Regions from separate parts of the Homo sapiens genome. Here region 2 is linked to region 1. The links are chromatin loops, found by intact Hi-C in ENCODE. Cell type or tissue: Caco-2. All regions are shown on one strand. Each heading gives the region's core, and the rest is flanking DNA. Links, peaks and the distances in the headings are about the cores only. Region 1 holds the start of THRB (thyroid hormone receptor beta). Region 2 overlaps THRB (thyroid hormone receptor beta).

Region 1 (9,553 bases), core at 610-8,609:
ATAATGAAAACTCAATCCTTTCTTGTACTAGCTGTAGATTTGTTTGCCTCAAATGTATCATTTATAGAAGTTCAAAATATGTTCTACAGTTGTGTTTGTAGGAGCTATGACTAGCATTTTACGCAATACTTTGTAAACAGGATAAGGCAAGTTTATTTGTGAAAGAGAGCTATAATATATGAAAATAGGAGGTGTCACTAAGACCCATCTTGCCCTCAAATTGAGAATTTCATTTAAAATAACTGACAAAGGCAAGCAAATCTGAAGTTATGACTGTCACTTCAGATATGACTCATTCAGGGATTTTAAGGATCTGAAAATAGCCCATAATCATAGCATTTTATTATATGTGTTGTTATATCTAGATATATTAAAGTTTATTCCATGAAAATGAGTAAGATTTACCTCATTCCCTTCCTTTAAAAAAGGATATTTTCCCCAAATATTTAACAATTACATTTCCATTTTTGATGCATATAAGCATAACTCAAAAAGGAAGGACACTGAATTGGCATGTTTTGGGAAGATGTGTCTTGAACCACTAGATTTCTTTTGTGATTGACAAAGAATTTAACAATATACTGTACTTCTGTGCACTCACAGTGAACATAGGTTATTACAGTCCAATTAGCAATTACTCAGCATGTCTTAAACCTATCTTTCAAACAGCTGAAAAGTAAGATTTAATCTGGAAATGTTTTGGTATTCTTACCTTCCTTTCAGCCATTCACCTTTTTCTTGATATACTTTAATTTATCAGCATCTTCATTTTTACATAGGCTTTAATATGTAGCTTAGTTCATAAAAATGATTTGCAGCTGCAGGCAGAGCTTGTAATTGCTACATAAGGCAACGGTAGTTTTGAATATTGATCATTTTGAGCTTTAATAGAATAACTCAGATAAATATATGACCATCAATTTCACTCCTATGCATATGCCCAGGAGATATGAGTGCGTGTACCACAAAAATAATTGTTCAAGAATGTTCATAGCTGCTTCATTTGTCATAGTCCCAAATTGGAAACAACCCAAATGTCCATCAATTGGAGAATGAATAAACAAATTGTGGCATATTCATATAACGTAATGTCAAACAGAAATTTTAAGAGAACAACTTTCTAATCCACACAATAATGTGGATTCACCTCAAAAACATTGAGTGAAAGAAACCAGACACAAGAGAAAACACACTGTATGATTCCATTTATATGAAGTATTTTCTATGTTGTTCTGGGAGGTGATTATACAGGGGCATGAACATGTAAAAATTCATTGAACTGAACATTTAGGTTTTATCTATTTTACTGTACTAAATTACACATCAACTTAAAAAATTATCACTCTGAACATTTATAGCCCAACATTTTGCTTTGAGCCTATATTCATATTAATGCATTTAGGTCTACTTTATTCTTTTACCTGTATTTATTTAAGGAAAAGATTATTTATGCTGTGATAGAGTTTGGCCCGGCTGACAGGTGTGTTAAGGGAGCACCAATTACTGCAACAAATCAACACTTGCCTTTCAGTGACTTAACACAAAAGAAGTTGATTACTTTTCTCGGTAATAGTTCAACATGAGTGCTCTAGTTCTCCTCCACATGGTGGTAAAAGACTCTTCCAGATTGTGGCTTACTAGTTCCCGCCCAGGGCCTCAGAATCTTCTACCTGTAGTTGGAAAACAAGGTAAGAGAATGTGATTAGGGAGTTTTCTAGCCAATGACATAACATGTTTTCTTTAGGGCTCTTCTGATCGTCCCGGTGCACAGTAGTTCCTTAAATGAAGGGCTAGAGAGATGTCTCATGACTGCCAGAACATGCTCACCTTTTCCAGCCTCATGTGCCTATCCAATAACTCCTTGTGTTGCATGCAGGTAGCATGATGAGCTGGTTAAGAGTATACCCTCTGTCACCCAGTACCCAGGCCTGAGCTTGAGCAGATTATTTGATCTTCCTAATTTTTAACATCTGGAAAATGAAGTACATAATAATACTGTTTCACAGGGTCCTCTGGCAAACTTTAAAAGATGTATGAAATATTTAGGACAGTACGTAAAACATAATACATGTCTAATACATGTTAGCTATGTTATGTACTCCTTGCTATAACCAGCCATGCCAGCATGTCTACTGCATCTCCAACATGCCCTATGCTTCTACCACAATAAAGGATCAAGTTTTTTCCCCATGGCCAGCTTCATGGGCATGTGATCTGGACAGCTGCATACAACCCATGCTGGGAAGGGCTTGGTGCTTGAGGCCTGGCACTTCATTTAATGCTCTGTTGTCACCGTAATGAAATTCCTAATAATTTTATCTTTGAACTTTTGTTTTGTAAATGAAGGCTGATGGGACAATGGAGCATGTGCATGAACAGAGGAAATACAGATAACATGCATAGCTGCTGCCATTCTTTACTTGTTCCACTCACACATAGCATTCTTGTTGCCCCATAAGCACAGAATCCCTGTGGGCACACAATGTGTGGGAGTTCTGCAAAACTCAAATTGAGTATGAGGTAAGCATGTCACATCAATGACTAAGTGAGGACACTGACAACCCCAAAATGGGGTTTGCCACGCTTTCCATTCCAACCAAAGCCTGATTTGAATGCAAAAAGAAGGTAACAACCAAGGAAACTTTCTCTGTCTTTTCTTATGTTAATACTTCTCTGTAACCACTTAGTTTGAAAATGATGACATAGAAGGAAAGAGAAAGATAAGGCAACCTATAGTTCCTTTTCCTTTCTGGTCTCCTTTATTCAAAAGTAAGCCAAAGGCAGAGTGTTGGTAAAAACGGGCATATATCAAGATATGAAATAAAAAAGTTAGTTTTGTGCTGTGAATTAGAGTGTACTTGAATTAGATAATTTTGACCCTGTCATCTTCCCCAAGAAGCTGTCTTTCCTGAAGGGTTGGAGTTCTTACCCAGCTGCTATGGACCAGAATCACTGGAGCCCTCATAGAAAAAATAAGTTCCAAGAACTAACAATGAACAGACAGAAGCAGAATCTCCAGGGCTAGGTCAGGTGGCTGCACAGCCAGCTTGAGAAGTAGCTGAATAAGCAAAACAATACCAGGGGTTCCAGTCCCAATACTCCCTGGCAAAATGTGGTCCATCTTTGATGGATTGGTTCAAGTGCCACCATTTTCCATGAAATCTTCCCTGATTTTTCCCTCCCCTCACGCCCACGTCTCTAACTCCCTGACCCCAAATCCTTCACTATATATTAATTATCTTTGACATCTAGGACATTCTAACTTGAACTTTGCTTCTCTGAAAAGACTCTGGTAACACTGAGGGCATAGCAGGGCAGGGACTAGGTTTAGGCAAGTGAGGCACTCATCCCTGGTGTGAAATTTAAGGGGATGCCAAAAAAGAAAAAAAAAAAAGCCTCAGTAAATCAGGAGAAATATTTTAATGCACTATTTTAAAAATCAAAATTAATGCAACAATTATTCATGATGAACAATACATCAAAATTTTAAATAAAGGCAGGCTCAGACCCTGCACTTGTATCACTGGCCTCACTCACTTCTGCCCAATCCGAGCCCTATGAGGTTCTGTTTCATTCATTTTCTTACACCAGTAGTTGCTAAATAAATAAATATATGAATGAATTGCTTTCTTGAACTGAGTCATCAGCTTAAAGGTATAGATCCTGGTAATGAGGATGTCTATGGTGAAATATGGGAATGGGTCCTGGAAACAGCCTTGGTGTGCCCTCTCAAGTCAGCTGGAACACATGACCACATAATCTAAAGTTTGAATAAATGTTCTTCCTTCAATCAAGTCATCATGACATTCTCCTCCATTGTCCTACCTTGTGTAAAACCAGAAAAATAAATGACATGATCTCTTGGTAACCCTTCTTTACCATCATCATGCAGCCTGTAGGACAGCCCTCAGAGGTCCTGTTCAAAATGGAACCCTAGTAGTTCACGTTATCATTAACATTGCAGTAAAACTGCCCTCCCCCATTGTTGTAGAACATTGTTACTACCACAGTCTCATGGATTGTTTGAATAATGCCACGCCCTTTATTTATTTCATGCTTTAATTGGCTCATTTCTGAATTTTCTGGGCAAAATGAGATCAGAAAGACAAAGCCCTTGAACAAAGAGAAGCAACAGTTTTTGTTACATTTCATTTTGTCCTCTGTATGTCTCCTTCTTAAATAATTTAGCTCCAAGTTATACTCAGGAAGAGAAAAAAATTAAAAGTTCCAGTAGGCCGAGAAGCCCATGATCCACCGTGTTGAAGGAAGATTTGCTTCACCTCACCACCCCCCAACCCCCTCCCGCCCCCCCGCGGTAATACTAAGCTGTTCACACGCTGTGAAGAAGACCCGAAGACTAGGTTGTCAACTGTTGGGGCCTACCTGCGCCAGACTTCTTCCTCAGTGGCCAGCTTTCTCACCCCCCGTTAGCCACCAGGGGGCCGCCTGCTTGGAACAAGTGGTGTAGACGCCACAGCTTTTCTCCAAACCAACCAAAACATTCCGGGGCAGCTTTGGAGCAAAGCCCAGGAACTTCCCTGCAAAGGAGAACAGCTCTCCAACTACAGAAGCCTGCAAGTCCTATGGTGCAGACTTATTAAGAGTAGAGAAGAAAGCACGGACTTCTCACCGAGGACCAAAGGGAAATGGGGTCTCTGGGGCCTGCAACTTTCTTAAAAGTGCATCAGTGAAACCCTGCTTATCCAGCGGGGTGGTTGTTAATGCTGTCAGCAGGGGTGGGGGGCCTCTCACCCCTTTCCCTGGGACGCTCAGAAGAAGCGAGAATAAAACATACATGTCACTGGCTGGAAATCTAGAGAACCTTCCAATAAATAACCTATACATTGTCAGGCAGCTGAGGATCCATATCGTCATAACTCTATTATACTGCGTGTTACACGAATAGATGTGAATATTAAATTATGATGTCGGAATTATTTTAATACTGTCTATAAGAAATTAATTGTACTCTGTTGTCAAAGTAGTTTTGTTGCAACTATAGTTCCTTATTGACTACCTTTTAGCTGAGTGAGGACTCGGTATTTCCCAAGTATCCTTCTAGCTCAGAAAGCAAGTCTCTTCCTGGTCTCCAGGACTTAAGGTCGGGGGCATTTGAGAGACCTATATTTGCCCGGGAAAGATCTCTTGAAGAGTATACATTATTTTTGTCTTCCTGGTTTTATCTATACATTTCCAGGGCAAAGACAAATTAATAGGGCGGCCGTTCTGGGACCTGAGGAGTGTCTCAGCCCTGTACGCGCCTCTCCCACGATATGCATAATGGCGGTGGGGGCGGGGGTGTCCTCCTTAAGGGCAACCCAGGCACGTCCCAAACTTCCATTCGTGGGGTGGCCGTGGTGGTTAAGAGAGCTGCCAGATGGTCGGACCAGCGGAGGCCCCAAGAAGAGCCAGAGCGCCCTGTATTCCCGACACGCGCCACAAGTGGTTTAGGAGCGGAGGGAGGAGCGCTGCGGCACGGGTCGGGCCGGTCGGGCCGGGCAAAGAAGGCCGAGACGTGCTCCTGGAAGACTCGCCCTCCGGTCCCGGTGTCACTCGTTCCCCATTCTTTCCTCTTCTCCAACTAGAGTAATGACGCCCAAACCCGCACCTATGCGCGCAGGCAATCGGGTGGGTGGACGCGCGGCCACCAAACCCACAGCACCGTCACCAACCCTGGGAGGGCACGGCCGGGATTAGGAGGAGGGGGAGCGCCCACACCTGGGGAGGCAGGTGCGGAGGCGGCCGGCCCGGGGACCTCGAGTGCGTAGGACTCGGGGTCGGGGTCGGGGTCGGCAAGCCGGGCGCTGTGAGCGCGTCGGAGCGCTGGCCCGGAGCCTGGCAGGGGGCGTCTGTACCGGCTGGGCAGCCCGGGGCGGTGGCGATGGCTGGCGGCGGCGGCGGGGTGTGCGCCAGGAGGCCATTTCCTCGCTGCGCCCCTGGCGGAGCCGGGTTTGCCTGCTCTTGGCCGCCGCCGCCACCGCCGCGCAAGTCGGACAGCCGTGAGGGCTGGAGGGGAAACCAGGTCACCGGTTCGCAGACGCGGCGCGGAGCAGGCGCCCCGGGCCCGGAGTAAGACAGCGCCCGGGAAGCGGGCCGGGGCGGGCCGGGCACGCGGGGGACCCGGAGAGGCGGGGACTCTGGTGCCCCAGCCGCAGTAGCTTCCTACGCCTATAAAAGTGGAGAGACCGGGGAGGTGCGGCGCGGCCCTGGCTGCGGCCGCCTCTCTTCGCCCAAGGAGTTGACATTTTGCAGGACTCGCGCGACGCCCAGTCGCCGGCGCTCCCCGGGACCCCGCCGCCGGGAGGAGGGGGCGGAGGAGGGTGGAGACTGCGGGGCTTGGCCAAGGAAGGCGCACATCCTCGGGCGGGCGGCCGTGACGCGGCGGGGATTAACTTTGCATGAATAATGTGAGTGCGCTTGGAAAAGAGACCTCCTGCTCCGCGGGCTCGGGGCAAGAGCCCGCAGGCTACCTTCCCCGGGCAGGGGCGCTCAACCCAACCGGCTCCAGGGCACTGGTAATTTGGCTAGAGGACCGCGCGGAGGCAGCGGGGTGAGAGGAGGAGGGGGCGACAGTTCCAACTGTCCACAGGGTGGGCGGGATGGTGACGGAGCGTCGCAAGAACCCGGAGGGGTGCGGGCGGCTAAGCCGAGCGCGCGCGGGCGGGCAGGCGGGTGAGCGTGGGTGGTGGGGGTGTCATCAGCCTGATTACCTGCCTCCGCGGGGCTTCTGCGCCCCGGATCTGGGAGGAGGTGCCCTCTCGTGTTCGGGCACCGCGCGGCGGCAGGCTGGGAGCTACGGAGTGGACAGTGGTGGAACAGGGTGGCCGGGCTCTGTTCCAATCGCAGCGGCTCTGTTCCTCAAACCCCAAGCCCAGCTGTTGACATGTTCCTTGTGAAATGGAGTTTGGCATCCTCAGCGCCGAACCCAGTGGAAGTTTCCATGATGAGGAAGTTGTGTGACATGGGGGTTCGGAAAAGGTTGGCAGGCCAGGGGGGAGGGTTAAAGGGACTGTGGGTCTCCCATCCCCCCTTTTTCGCCTGCCCCGGAACTCCCGGGCTTGGAAAGGAGAATTATCCTGGATGTTGGCGTGCGCCGTGGCCGGTGCCTGGCGACTGGGCTTCTCTCCGCCTCCTGGGGGCTTGGCGGGGATTTCGCTAGCCTCCTGGGTCGCGCTCCTTCGCTTTGCTTCTCTTGGCGCAGCATCTTCCTCTGGGTCTCCTCGAGTTGGTTGTGATACCAATTGTGCCAACTGTGTGACCTCCACCCCCTCGGAGAAGGACTCATTTGGGGGAATTTTCATTCTTAGTGGATTTTGCCCTTCTTAGCGGCAGTTGTCACTTTGGGGGAGGATTTCCCAATGACCATTGTGGGATTATTATTAGTGTTAATTCTTAAGCCTTCTTATTTATTTTAAGGAGGGGGAGGGAGAAAATGAGATGAATTTTTTTTAAATGTACAAGTTTCCCCAAATGGAAAATTTTAAAAGAAGGATCTAGAAACATAACAATTCATAAAGTGAGTCAAAGAAAGGAAAGAGTTTGCATGAACAGCCAAGTTCAGATTCTCCATTCTCCTTTGTCCACATAAATTTAGAATTTTTGAAGATTCAAACACTGTGTAATCAGTAAATATATTTGAAATACCTTCTTCCTCAGCACATTATTGGTCTTGGGTACTAGTGAGATTCAGTTTTAAAGACCTGTGTGGAAGTTCAAGAAATTAAGCATTCCTTGCACAGTGTATTAATATCAAGCACAGCAGTTTATATAATGATAAATGTATTAGGTAATGTAGACCTGTTGGGCAATCTTCACATTATTTGGCTTTAGTTTAGTATGCTTATTTAAATTGTAAGAATGTATAGCATGCAATGCACTGCAAAGAAATAAAAATTGCATTTTAACGTGTTCATGATTCATTCTGAATATTCAGTGACTGACCTGCTCCCCAATTCACTTCTGCTTAATTCTTTCTAATTCCGAAATCAGTCAGAGGCTAGGAAACAATGAAAAACGTGTTTCAGTGCAAAGTATTTTAAGCAGTTGATGTTTTTAGGATGTTTTCATGCCAGGTGGCTAAGTGTTTTAATTGAGTCAAACAGAAATCCAGTACCAAGTGATTTGTTTGGAGTGTTTTATACAAAGACATTGGTGAACGATCATTTATAATTTGAGCATGTTAAAGAAATACTAACAGAATCTATTTTTACCTGATCTCAGAGGTTTATTATATATTGGAAGTGAGACCATCTGCTAGTAAATACAGTTTGGCTTTATTTTATAGCCAGTGAAAAATAAATAATACTGAGTATAGCTACAGAACTGGTTTTTTAAAGTGAAATAATTCCTGTTGGCATTACAATGCAAAGGTATACTTTTATTGACATTGGAATATTGTTACATAAAGCAACTGACATTATGTAGAGGAATGAATATTCCATGTATCTCCTTTCAGTTTCTTTGTAGTAAATTCTGCCATAATTAGAGATGAATTAAGACAACTTTTTAATCCATTATCTTTGGGAAAGGTGATTTCTTAAAATCGCCTTAAAAGCAGAGAAAGCTGTGGATTCCTTTCCTCTCCTGGGGTTTTTGCAGTTGTTTAAAGCATGAGTTGTGTGGAGCCACAAATGGTATTGCATGTTTCTTTTTTTAGTAAGCCCATCTTTTTGATGGAAATCAGAGTAAAGGTGATTGGTTTCTTCGCCCTGGTCTTCTCATTCTAGTGTAAGATTACGTGTCACCTTCTTAGAAAGCCCTTCCCTGACCACTTGAGCAAAGGCGGTCCCTCATTCCTTTTCAGACCCATCACACTGGTTTTTCTCTTTGTTTGTTTGTTTTGTTCTTCTTTTTCTTTCCTTTATTGTATTTGCAATCTGAATTGTTCATTTCAATTGATGCTTGTTGATCGCCTGTATCCTTGCCTAGAATATCGAATCCATGAGCACAGGACTCTTGACTGCCTCACTCACTCTTATTTTCCAGCATCTAGAACAATACTTGGCACACAGTAGGTGCTGGATAACTCTTTGGTGAATAAATTAATGATTGTGTCCAAATATTATGTTCTCAAAAATACCTGACTACACATCCTAAGTGGGTGCCAGTTGGGCATGCCAAGATCTATTCTGTGTGTGCATGTGTATGTGTGTGTTGCACACATTCCATGCTTATATGGTTCACTCTTTATTTTTCTCTCTCTCTCTTTCTTTTCGAAATAAAAGCTGGTCTTCCATTCTGTGTAGTGACAATGCAAAGAGCTATTTCTGCGAGTTCCTCCTAAGGGCATTTGCCTTGAATACATGGAAATCCTCAGCAGCAGAATTTTTCTGACATGTTACCTTGATCCCTGGAAGACATTGACCTTCAACTCCCTGAATTTCAGCAGAATCTTTATGAGTTCCAGAAGCATTGCCAGTGCTAAGAGTGAAATTCCAGGGACTAGACTTCACTGGGTGATGGCAGTGTCTTCTCACTCAGCAGGTCCTGGCAGTGCCTCTGGCAATGGCAGCCCTAAGTGGACCAACCAGTGCATGGTGGTACAATTTGGGCT
Region 2 (9,553 bases), core at 1,027-9,026, 100 kb after region 1:
TGATGAGCATTTTTTCATGTGTCTGTTGGCTGCATAAGTGTCTTCCTTTGAAAAGTGTCTGTTCATATCCTTCGCCCACTTGTTGATGGGGTTGTTTTTTTCTTGTAAATTTGTTTGAGTTCTTTGTAGATTCTGGATATTAGCCCTTTGTCAGATGAGTAGATTGCAAAAGTTTTCTCCCATTCTGTAGGTTGCCTGTTCACTCTGATGGTACTTTCTTTTGCTGTGCAGCAGTTCTTTAGTTTAATTAGATCTTTTGGGGTCATTTTCAATGACCTAGGTTTCTGATTGCCCACATTTTCCCTCTTCTATGCTTCTTTGCCCCACCTCAATCCATTTTTTTAAAAAATGAGAGTTAATTACTGGTATTTACCAAGTATTTTCAGTCTGTCTATTCAACATCATTATGTCCATTGATACATAAGCAGTTATAGTATAAGATAGAAGATACTTTTGGCTTTGAATTATTGTTTTGTTGTATATTTTTACTTTCTTGCAGAGGCTACAATTACAATAGCTTGACAACTAGAGAGAATTCTTCGGTCTGACGCCACCAGTAGAGGGATTTCTCTCTATGTGTTATGTGGGCTGTTTCCCTCAGCAGCTGGTTTGTTCTGACCAGATGAGCTCCACTTCCCTCTTTGAGAAGGCCGAGGTGGGTGGATCACAAGGTCAGGAGTTTGAAACCAGCCTGACCAACATAGTGAAACCCCGTCTCTACTAAAAATACAAAAAAATTAGCCAGGTGTGGTGGCAGGTGCCTGTAATCTCAACTACTTGGGAGGCTGAGGCAGGAGAATCGCTTGAACCCAGGAGGCAGATAGCACCACTGCACTCCAGCCTGGGCGACAGTGTGACACTCTATCTCAGAAAAAAAAAAAAAAAAGACTTGCTAAAGGTGCTAAGATGTGCATTCATGCAGGGGCCAGCTTGATTGTCTATGTTAATGCTAATAAAAATTACTCTGTGACTGCAAGGAACATATGGCTTCTTGGCTTACACAATATTGTGTGCTAAAGGATGAAAGAGCAAAAGACGGAAAAAACGTTTTTTAGGTATGTGCTGATGGATGATGGAGTTTTATGTTATGAGTCTGGTTTCAGAAACTTGGAGCAAATCTCTAAGCAACTATATGGCCAAGTTACATATCACATCAATGGCAATAATTTGTTTTGATGGGCCCCTCTGGGGTGTCTATTTCAAACTAATCTTCAAAATTTTTCTCTTGCAAACCCAGTGTTTGTAATCTTCCAAGATGCTCTTTTTGCCCTCAGTTCATAATGTTTTATTCCACTTGTTTAAAAATTCATCAGAGCTGACTTTTTATTATATTAACAACATCTGAATGTTTTAAAATATTTTGTCTTTTTATGTCACTAAACTGAATTTAAATGATAATATCTATGCTGAGTTCTAATTGTTTCCCTGGGTCCTGACTTTTAGACTGGGGAGCATACTGTTTTCATTTCTTAAGTCACATAAACTGGTATTTGAATTTCCAATTGTGCTTAAGAATAGCAAAAAAAGAACTGGTAAATTTTTTAAAAGAATGCAGTTGGTCATTCAACATTTTTATATCTGGTATTGATAGCCAGGAAAGCACTAGACACAGCTTCCACTTTCGTTGTATCCAATGCATTGCATTTTCCCAGCATTAAATTTATAGTTGTGAAACTTTGGGATTTTAAACGAAAAGAACCAAAGTGAAACTCCTCAAGTAATTAGATAAATGCTTTGGTTCTGTGCATTTTATTTCAAAACACCTTTTTGAACACTGCTTTACAAAGATTTCAAAGAAAGAGCCATGGAAGCCTAAACACACAGGTTACTTGTGAAAACAGAGGAAATCGGAGGCCCTAGTTTAGAGCGCTCACCCAGTGGTGCATAGTTTCTTTCCAGGAAAGGAGGTGCAGTGTCTTCTCACAAGTGTTGGTCTCTACTATAGAGTGGCCCTGCAGGTGACAATTAGCATCACAGTGAAAACTGGCAAGAGTTGGAGGCAACACCTCACTTCAAAGATGTCATCTATTGAAACACTAGGCAGAAACACCCACAGAGTGAAGTGAATACTGTGGCATTTTACCCCTTGAAAGGAACTCAGTGTTTTCACCGTTGGCCAAACGTTGTAATCACCTGCACAAAGAAAAAATGTCTGGGTTCTACCCACAGAGATTCTGATATAACTGGTCTAGGGTATGGCCCAGGCATTGGGATTTGAGAAATGCCCCAGATGATTTTAAGGGGCAGCCGTAGCTGAGAACTAAGGTCTATAGTGAGGTATGTGGGTGTGTGTATATATAGAAAAAATATATATATGCCTATATATATATATATGCCTTGTGGAGATACAATTCACATACCATACTATTCACTCATTAAAAGTGTACATTCAATGGTTTTTAGTGTATTCACAGAATTGTGTCACCATCACCACAATCAATTTTACATTTTCATCACCTCAAAAAGAAATCCACTAGCAGTCAGTCCCCATTTCTCCCACTCTACCTCTAGGCAACTACTTATCTACTTTCTGTCTGTATACAGTTGCCCATTCTGGATATTCCATATAAACGGAACCATATAATTCTACATTTTGTTTACCCATTCACCAGTTGGTGGATATTTGAGTTGCTCTAACTTTTTGGCTATTATGAATAATACTGCTATAAACATTCATGTACAAGTTTTTTTGTGGGCATACATTTTCATTTATCTTGGATATATATCTAGGAGTATAATTGCTGGATCATATGGTAGCTTTATGTTTAACTATTGGAGAAACTGCCAGACTGTTTTCCAAAGTGGTTGCGCCATTTGCATTCCCTTCACCAGCATATAAGGGTTCCAATTTCTCTACATCCTTGCCAACACTTGTTTTTATCTTGTTTTGATGATAGCCATTCTAGTGGGTGTGAAATGGTATATCGCTGTAGTTTTGATTTGCGTGTACTGCAAATCAAGTTGAACGTCTTTTTATGTGCTTTTTGCCCACTTGTTTATCATCTTTGGAGAAACTTCTAATTTAGATCCTTTGCCTATTTTCCAATTGGATTATTCGTTTTATCATTATTGAGTTATAATAGTCCTTTACGTATTTTAGATACAGATTTCTTATAAGATATATGATTTTCAAATATATTCTTCTCTTCTGTGGGTTGTCTTTTCACTTTCTTGAAGGCCTTCACTGAAGCACAAAAGTTTTAATTTTGAAGAAGTCAAATTTTATATTTTCTTTGTTGCTTGTGCTTCTGGTGTCATATCTAAAAAAAGCTTTGCATAACCCAAGGTCATGAAATTTTTCTCCTGTATTTTCTTCTAGGAGTTTTATAGTTTTAGCCCTTACATTTAGGTTTATAATCCATTTTGAGTTAATTTTTCCATATGACATGAGGAAGGGTTCCAGCTTCATTCTTCTGCATGTGGATATTCTAGAGTGAGTTTTTAAAATAGCCTCCTCATCAATGTGACAAACTTCATGGGGCATGGCTCATGAGGCATCTATGCCAATAATAAATTTCCAGAGAGTTCCAGCTTCCTTCTGCTCTCTGCCAGAGTGTCTATACACTGGTATAAAGTCTAAACACACACTTGGAGCTACCAACAAACACATTTACATAGTCTCTATTTAGTAAGCTGAGGTTTCTCTGCTTGCAGGGGGACACTTAGGAATTAAGTGAAGCGTGATATCAGGCATTAAAGGTTTTCAAAGGAATTGTTCTTCCTTTATTGCACGAATCCACACAAATACATTTAAACTACAGTGTGTGACCTGTGAGTCAGGAAGTGCCTTGCTGAATGCTGTGGTGCTATTTGATGATGTTTCATTGCTTTCTGCTCCTGCCTGTTTGAGTGAGGAAAGACCCTTCCTGAAATTTTTGAGTCAGAAGTTACTTCTAGGAAGGTTATGACATTTTCTTCTCTGAAACTGCTTAAAAGCAGACGAAGCATCCCTCCAAAAAGTCCAAAGTAGAGATGTATGATCCATACCCAATGTTCTGTGCTGCTGTAGGGAGGTGGCAGGTAGGATTAGAAACAGTTCCCCAGGAAGTAGGGAAACCCTCATCAGCCAGGCCACCAGATGGAGAGCCCAAGTCAAGGAATAAGTCAAGTTCTTTCCTCTCTTTAGCTCTAAAAGTACTGGCTCTCACTCAGGTAGATTTGTCTTTCACAAATGGCCTCTGTACTTCTCTAATGTCCTTCTGCACTCCTGGCTTAAGAGGGGCACATTAATATATACTCTAAGAGACTATGTTGAAACTTCTCTCACATCCCATAAAGGCTCTGGGCAAATACTCTTTTACCTCAAGAAACAAGCAAGGAAAATAGGCACAGAATTTTATAGATCTGAGTTCAAATCCTGGCCCCACCACACAACCTCGATTATTTTCAGTGAATTGTTTAACTTCTTTGAGCCTTATCTTCCCTTTCTATGATATAGAAATAAAAATATCTATTGAAGATCATTGTGGGATTAACTGAGAAAAACAAATGTAAAATTCCTGGACCAAGTTGGGAGCTCAATATATTTTATTCCTCCCTCCCTTTCAATACCAAAGGAGATATGGTGGACCCCCAGTTTCAAACCTCATTTTTTCAGTCTTGAATTCAAAGATTTTAAAAGGCCATTAGCAAAAATGGACATTGGATTTACCACTGGACACATCAGATCCATCTCCTACATTATTCTGTTCCTTAAGTGGTTGTAAAGTCTTCATTCTTTGGCAGAGGATAGGACCTCACCTTTTGGGGTCTTCCTGCCACCTTAAGTAAAACATTGCTACTGTCCATGACTTTGCTGATACGTCAGCATTTCAGTGAAGTACCCAGCTGTTTAAAACAGCAGGTATTTATTTTCTTTACTGTGAATATGCAAGGATGAAATGTAGCTGCCTGTTTTTGGAAACGCTTTCTTGGTCTATGTCATTTGGTTAGGTTAAGCAATGGAATGTATTGTGACCTTGGTCTGTGCCCTGACCTCTCCCAGGTGCCCCTAGAACTTGTTTATGCAGATATTTATGGGCCAAGAAGCTGAACCTAAGCCCAAACTCCCCTCAGCTACTTTTCTGTGAAAGGTTAATTGTTCAGCAGGAGTATTTATGTGACTGGAAAAAGGCTTTGAGCAAGACGAGTGTGTAAAACTCTGTTCAGCAGAAGTTACTGCAAGGAGTGATGGGATCTGGCATGGTTCTTTGAGTGATAGTGGGTATTCAGTCGTCTTAAGGACTTCCATTGCCATGATATAAAAATAACTGATCTTCTCTTTCATGGGCCTCCCTGAAATGTTCTGCAGATTATGATGTAAAATAACAAGCAAGGCAGGGAAGGACTTCCTTCCAAGGACAATGTATAGATTCAATTAGTGACATCTGTGTTATTTGTATTTGTATGGAACTAAGTCCAGTTGTTTTCCACAGAAAAAAACTCAGAAGTCTGCTTGATGATGTGTCAAAAATTGGGAACAACACATTTGAAAACTACAAACAAGTAAGCATGAAAAAGGGAAATTAATTCAATAGCATTTATTTTTATTAGGTCACATTATTATATATGTCCTTTTAAAAAACTTTCTGGGTATAAATAGAGATAATAAAAAGTAGAATAAAGTACTTATTCCCCATATCAAAAGAGGAGAATAGAGGTACATATAAATTCCAAGCAGTATATGTTCTAAATCTATGAAAATCCTTTCAGGAATTTGGCCTGGTATATATAAATCTAAACATATAAGTACAAATGTTACTCATATAACTATAACTATGTAAAGACTAAAATACTTGATTTTGAAATGCAGTCAGTTATAGCCTAAGACATTTAAATACACTCCCCGTTTCTGCTGAGGTCAACACATCCCCTTGAGAAGTGTAGGACTTGGCTTTATCATGGGAGAAAAGAATCCATGAAGAGTAATTTGAGGATGACTTACAGTTGAATATAACTTTAAATTTTTTAGGTGAAGTCCATAGTTTTACTTAAGTTGGTTAAGGGGTGCAAAAATACAGTTATATAGAAGGAATAAGTCCTAGTGTTTGATAGAATAGCAGGGAAATTATAGTTAACAATAGCTTATTGTATATTTTTAAATAGGTAGAAGAGTTGTAATGTACCCATCACAAAGAAAATATAAACCTTTGAGGTGATGGATATCTCAATTACCCCAACTTGATTATTACACATTGTCTACAGGTATCAAAATATCACATATACCCCAAAAATATGTATCAACATCAATAGAAAAACAGAATTCTCGATAAAACCTAGAATTTTCATCTGGGAAAAAAATAGCCAAACCCTCAGTAAATTAAACCATAATAAAATGTTAAATATTTTCCCCAGACTTGGAAGTAATATAATGGTGGTTTCCAGTTTAAACAAAACCTTATGTGTAGTTGTAAGATTCAATAAAAAGATGCACATAAAAGTGCTTTGGAAATGGCAAAATTCTCAGCGGGGTCGCCACCATGAGGGCAGTAGAACACAGAAGAAAGTAGCGTTGCTTTGGAGCCAGATTGTGAGCATGCCAATTTCAGCATGGCTGCCCTGTGCGAATTATGTAGCCTCTCTGTGTGCCAGGATCCACATCTCTAAGATGTGAACCATAATAATTCCCATTACCGCTACGAAGAGTAAGTCAGTTAGTACATGTAGAATTCTGAGGACAGTTTCTGGCACATGGAAAGTGCTCAAGCAATAATGGTGATGATGATGACAATGATGGGGCAGTTGTATTTGGGGGAAAAGGAGAGGACAGAGGAAGTATTCGATTTTGAAAATGGAGGACGGACCAGCTGACCCAATAAGCTTAAAGAGGAGTAAACAGAATAATAGAAATTAATTAGGTTTGGAATTTAAATGGAAATGAATGCCCTGTTTATACGTATATTCTAAACTGAGATAAGTGTCTTTCTTGGTACTGGCAGAAATATTATTAGCAACATTTACCATTGTTTAAAAATAAAATATTTTGAACAATCATTACACATATACTATGGAGCCATGAAGATTCTAGTTTCAAAACTAAGTTTAACAAGGAATAACTGTCTCCAGATTTAATAGCAAGTATCATAAAGATTATGAGATGATGATGTAGGAGAGTAAACGTTTTCATTGCCACAAATGTGGGATGACAGCATGATTCAAGACTGGTAGATAAAACAAGGTGACTCTAAGGAGAAAGAGACAACTCTCCACAAGACCTTTTCTGTAGCTGAATTATAATTATTCTTTTATGCTTTTGACCATATTTTACCACCCATGTTCTAAAACAGTGGCTAAATGTTCCATACTGAGAAACCAGAACCACCTGGGTCTTACCTTCTTGTGGCCATGATGCACATCCCTGAGCAGCCATATTGCTCTCCAAAGAAGTTTCCCAAGACCAACCTGCTTCCCCTGCTCACCTGTCCCAAGGGCACCACTGCTCCTTCTGCCAGACTGCACAGTGCACCTGCACTCTGCCTGTGATGCAGGCTGGGAGAAATGGACCCTGAAAAGATTCAGCTTTGCTTTTTCACCAGCTGAGGGAAATTGTCTGCAGGGCTGCCTTAGATCTGCCAAAATCATCCCAGCAATACCTGGCAAAAGCCCAAGATGTGAGTTATTCATACTAAAAATGGAGAATTGGGGCCAATATTCTACCTATGAGTTTTTAATTCCAAGAATTTAAAAATAATATTATATATATATATATATTTTTTTTTTTTTTACAAAGTAAAGATTGGGAAGCAGCTGGGCATCAGGCTGAGAGGCTGGCTAAAAAGAAAACAGCTGTGTTGGTCTTAAGTCTGAGCTGACTACAATAACTCTTGATTTCTTTGAACCTTGAACCTGAGGATTCAAGGCCATAAAGCAAAGCTACCAAGTGTTGACTTATCTGATTCCTTGTGAGACATACAGAGTAGAGTTGGTTGTTAAGCCATCTTTAAATGGAAAGTGTTACAGAAATGCTTATAATAATAAAAGGCTAATTATAGCATTTTCCCAAGTTGTGGGATTACTATAATGGGAATGATGGCACATGCAAGACCTAACACATTTATCAAAGAGCTGGCGGGATGTCTACAAAAGTAAATATTATATATGCTGATATGTCATGTGCTGATCAACATAGTAAGTCTAGCTGGACAGCTGCTTTAGTTTAAGATAAGCAAAGCAAGCATAGGAGTGTTCGAAAACCACTTATGCTCCGGTGAATATACCTAAAGTGTGTTTCAGCTGGAGAGTGGGGATTGGGAGAGGGCTCATGCCTCTTTATATCTTCACAGTACCTTATAATTATAAAGTGCCTAGCATTCTGCCTAGCACCTAGTAGCTGATCAATGAATCATTGCCTTTTTCCCCCTTCCTCTGGCATGTTGTCATCAGTGGGAGATGGCTTATGGGTAGGGGTATGGGGAGCTTTGAGTACCAAGAGCACATGGTCTAAAGCAGTGGGTTTGCTATACAAATATAGCCTTGAGACATCTCTGGTTCCTCCTTCCTAGCAGATTGTCCCCTCTGTCACACCTACGAAGACATTTTTATACTGTCATTGGCTACCTTTTATTCAGTGAGTGCTCCACAAATACCTGTTGATTCAACTGCATCTCTTGTGGACATTTATGGCACTTCAAGACTGTGGTTGCCTTTAGTGACTGCCACTGAACAGATTCCTGCTTGTTGAGTATTGCTTATTGCTGAAGCTATTTTTATAAGCACTGCCAAAAGCCTTTAATCCTCTGTCAGTTGAGTGTATCTTTTGGGTTGTTTTTGTTGTTACAGCTAACCTTTTGGCAGAGAATGGGGCAGACAAAAAAAAAGGGGGGGAATTGAGATAGGAAGCAGTTTGTAGAAAGATCCTTGGAAAAACCCTTTCCCCCAAATTACATTTTGCATTCCATTAGAGAACAACAGATTAAAAACAAAGCACAAATCTCGCTGAGAACCTGAAAGGCAAGTTTCAGCATGAGTGAATTTTTAACAGCCTTGAAGGAGGGGGTTAAAATGAAATTCTGACAACCTTAACTACATTTCTTTCTTAAAGCGTTGCTATAATAATAAAAGGTGAAATGTCAGCAGTCACATATTATTCTGTCTAACAATAGTTTATAATTTTTACTCTGTGGGAGCACTTGCCCTTTTATAGTCTCAACTCTTGCGTTTTGACTGACTGCCCAAGGACAGCAATTACTTAAGCCATTTACCTACACACCGGCAGCACAGCCAAGACCTGCTCTGCATTGCTAAGTTCTCCAGGGATTTGCTCTTGGGGACTTCAGTCAGTAAAGGAATTCTATGATATGAGCTACTTACTACCCCTGGGGTTTCAACCACTCCAAAAATCTGTATTCATCCCTACACCTTGAAAACACACTGCTGGCTATGCTTTCTGCGAAGGAGAGATCAGCTTCTTTCTGTGCGTCAGGAAAACATCTTCAAACATCCAAATAGTCACACAGTCTCCTTCAGAATATTGCAGAAGAATAGATACTACTCAGTTATCACAAAGTAGAGATGGGAGTTTTCTATTAAAATTTTATTCACTTAGCAAGCATGATTAGAACAGCTGCTATGTCCA

Evidence for each region. Hi-C counts contacts between places; a loop is a spot of excess contacts. Peaks named below come from ENCODE experiments on the same cell type or tissue, not always from the same donor. Only the 100,000 strongest peaks of a DNase experiment are listed, where the experiment ranks them.
Region 2: it touches region 1 in a loop (2.7-fold over the local background); 2 of 110 quality-filtered maps call a loop at or near these places.

The regions. Positions count from the first base shown.
Region 1 is chr3:24,491,649-24,501,201 of GRCh38, reverse strand. THRB (thyroid hormone receptor beta) reads left to right here and starts at 6,352. Exons shown (of 11, transcript NM_001354712.2): 1 at 6,352-6,550. It overlaps THRB-AS1 (THRB antisense RNA 1), which reads right to left and starts at 7,115. Exons shown (of 2, transcript NR_046244.1): 1 at 6,711-7,115; 2 at 1,191-1,670. RefSeq lists a silencer at 4,369-4,574. In Caco-2, for the core only: CTCF peaks have their summits at 4,436 (motif pointing right) and 5,980; DNase peaks (open chromatin) are centred at 4,451, 5,591, 5,961, 6,371 and 1 weaker place; H3K4me3 peaks cover 3,653 bases.
Region 2 is chr3:24,388,934-24,398,486 of GRCh38, reverse strand. The region is part of intron 1 of THRB (thyroid hormone receptor beta); the gene reads left to right. Among named protein-coding and RNA genes, the nearest start is that of THRB-AS1, 100 kb to the left of the region's middle. RefSeq lists an enhancer at 1,713-2,278. In Caco-2, for the core only: no CTCF peak of the experiment used is centred there; no DNase peak of the experiment used is centred there.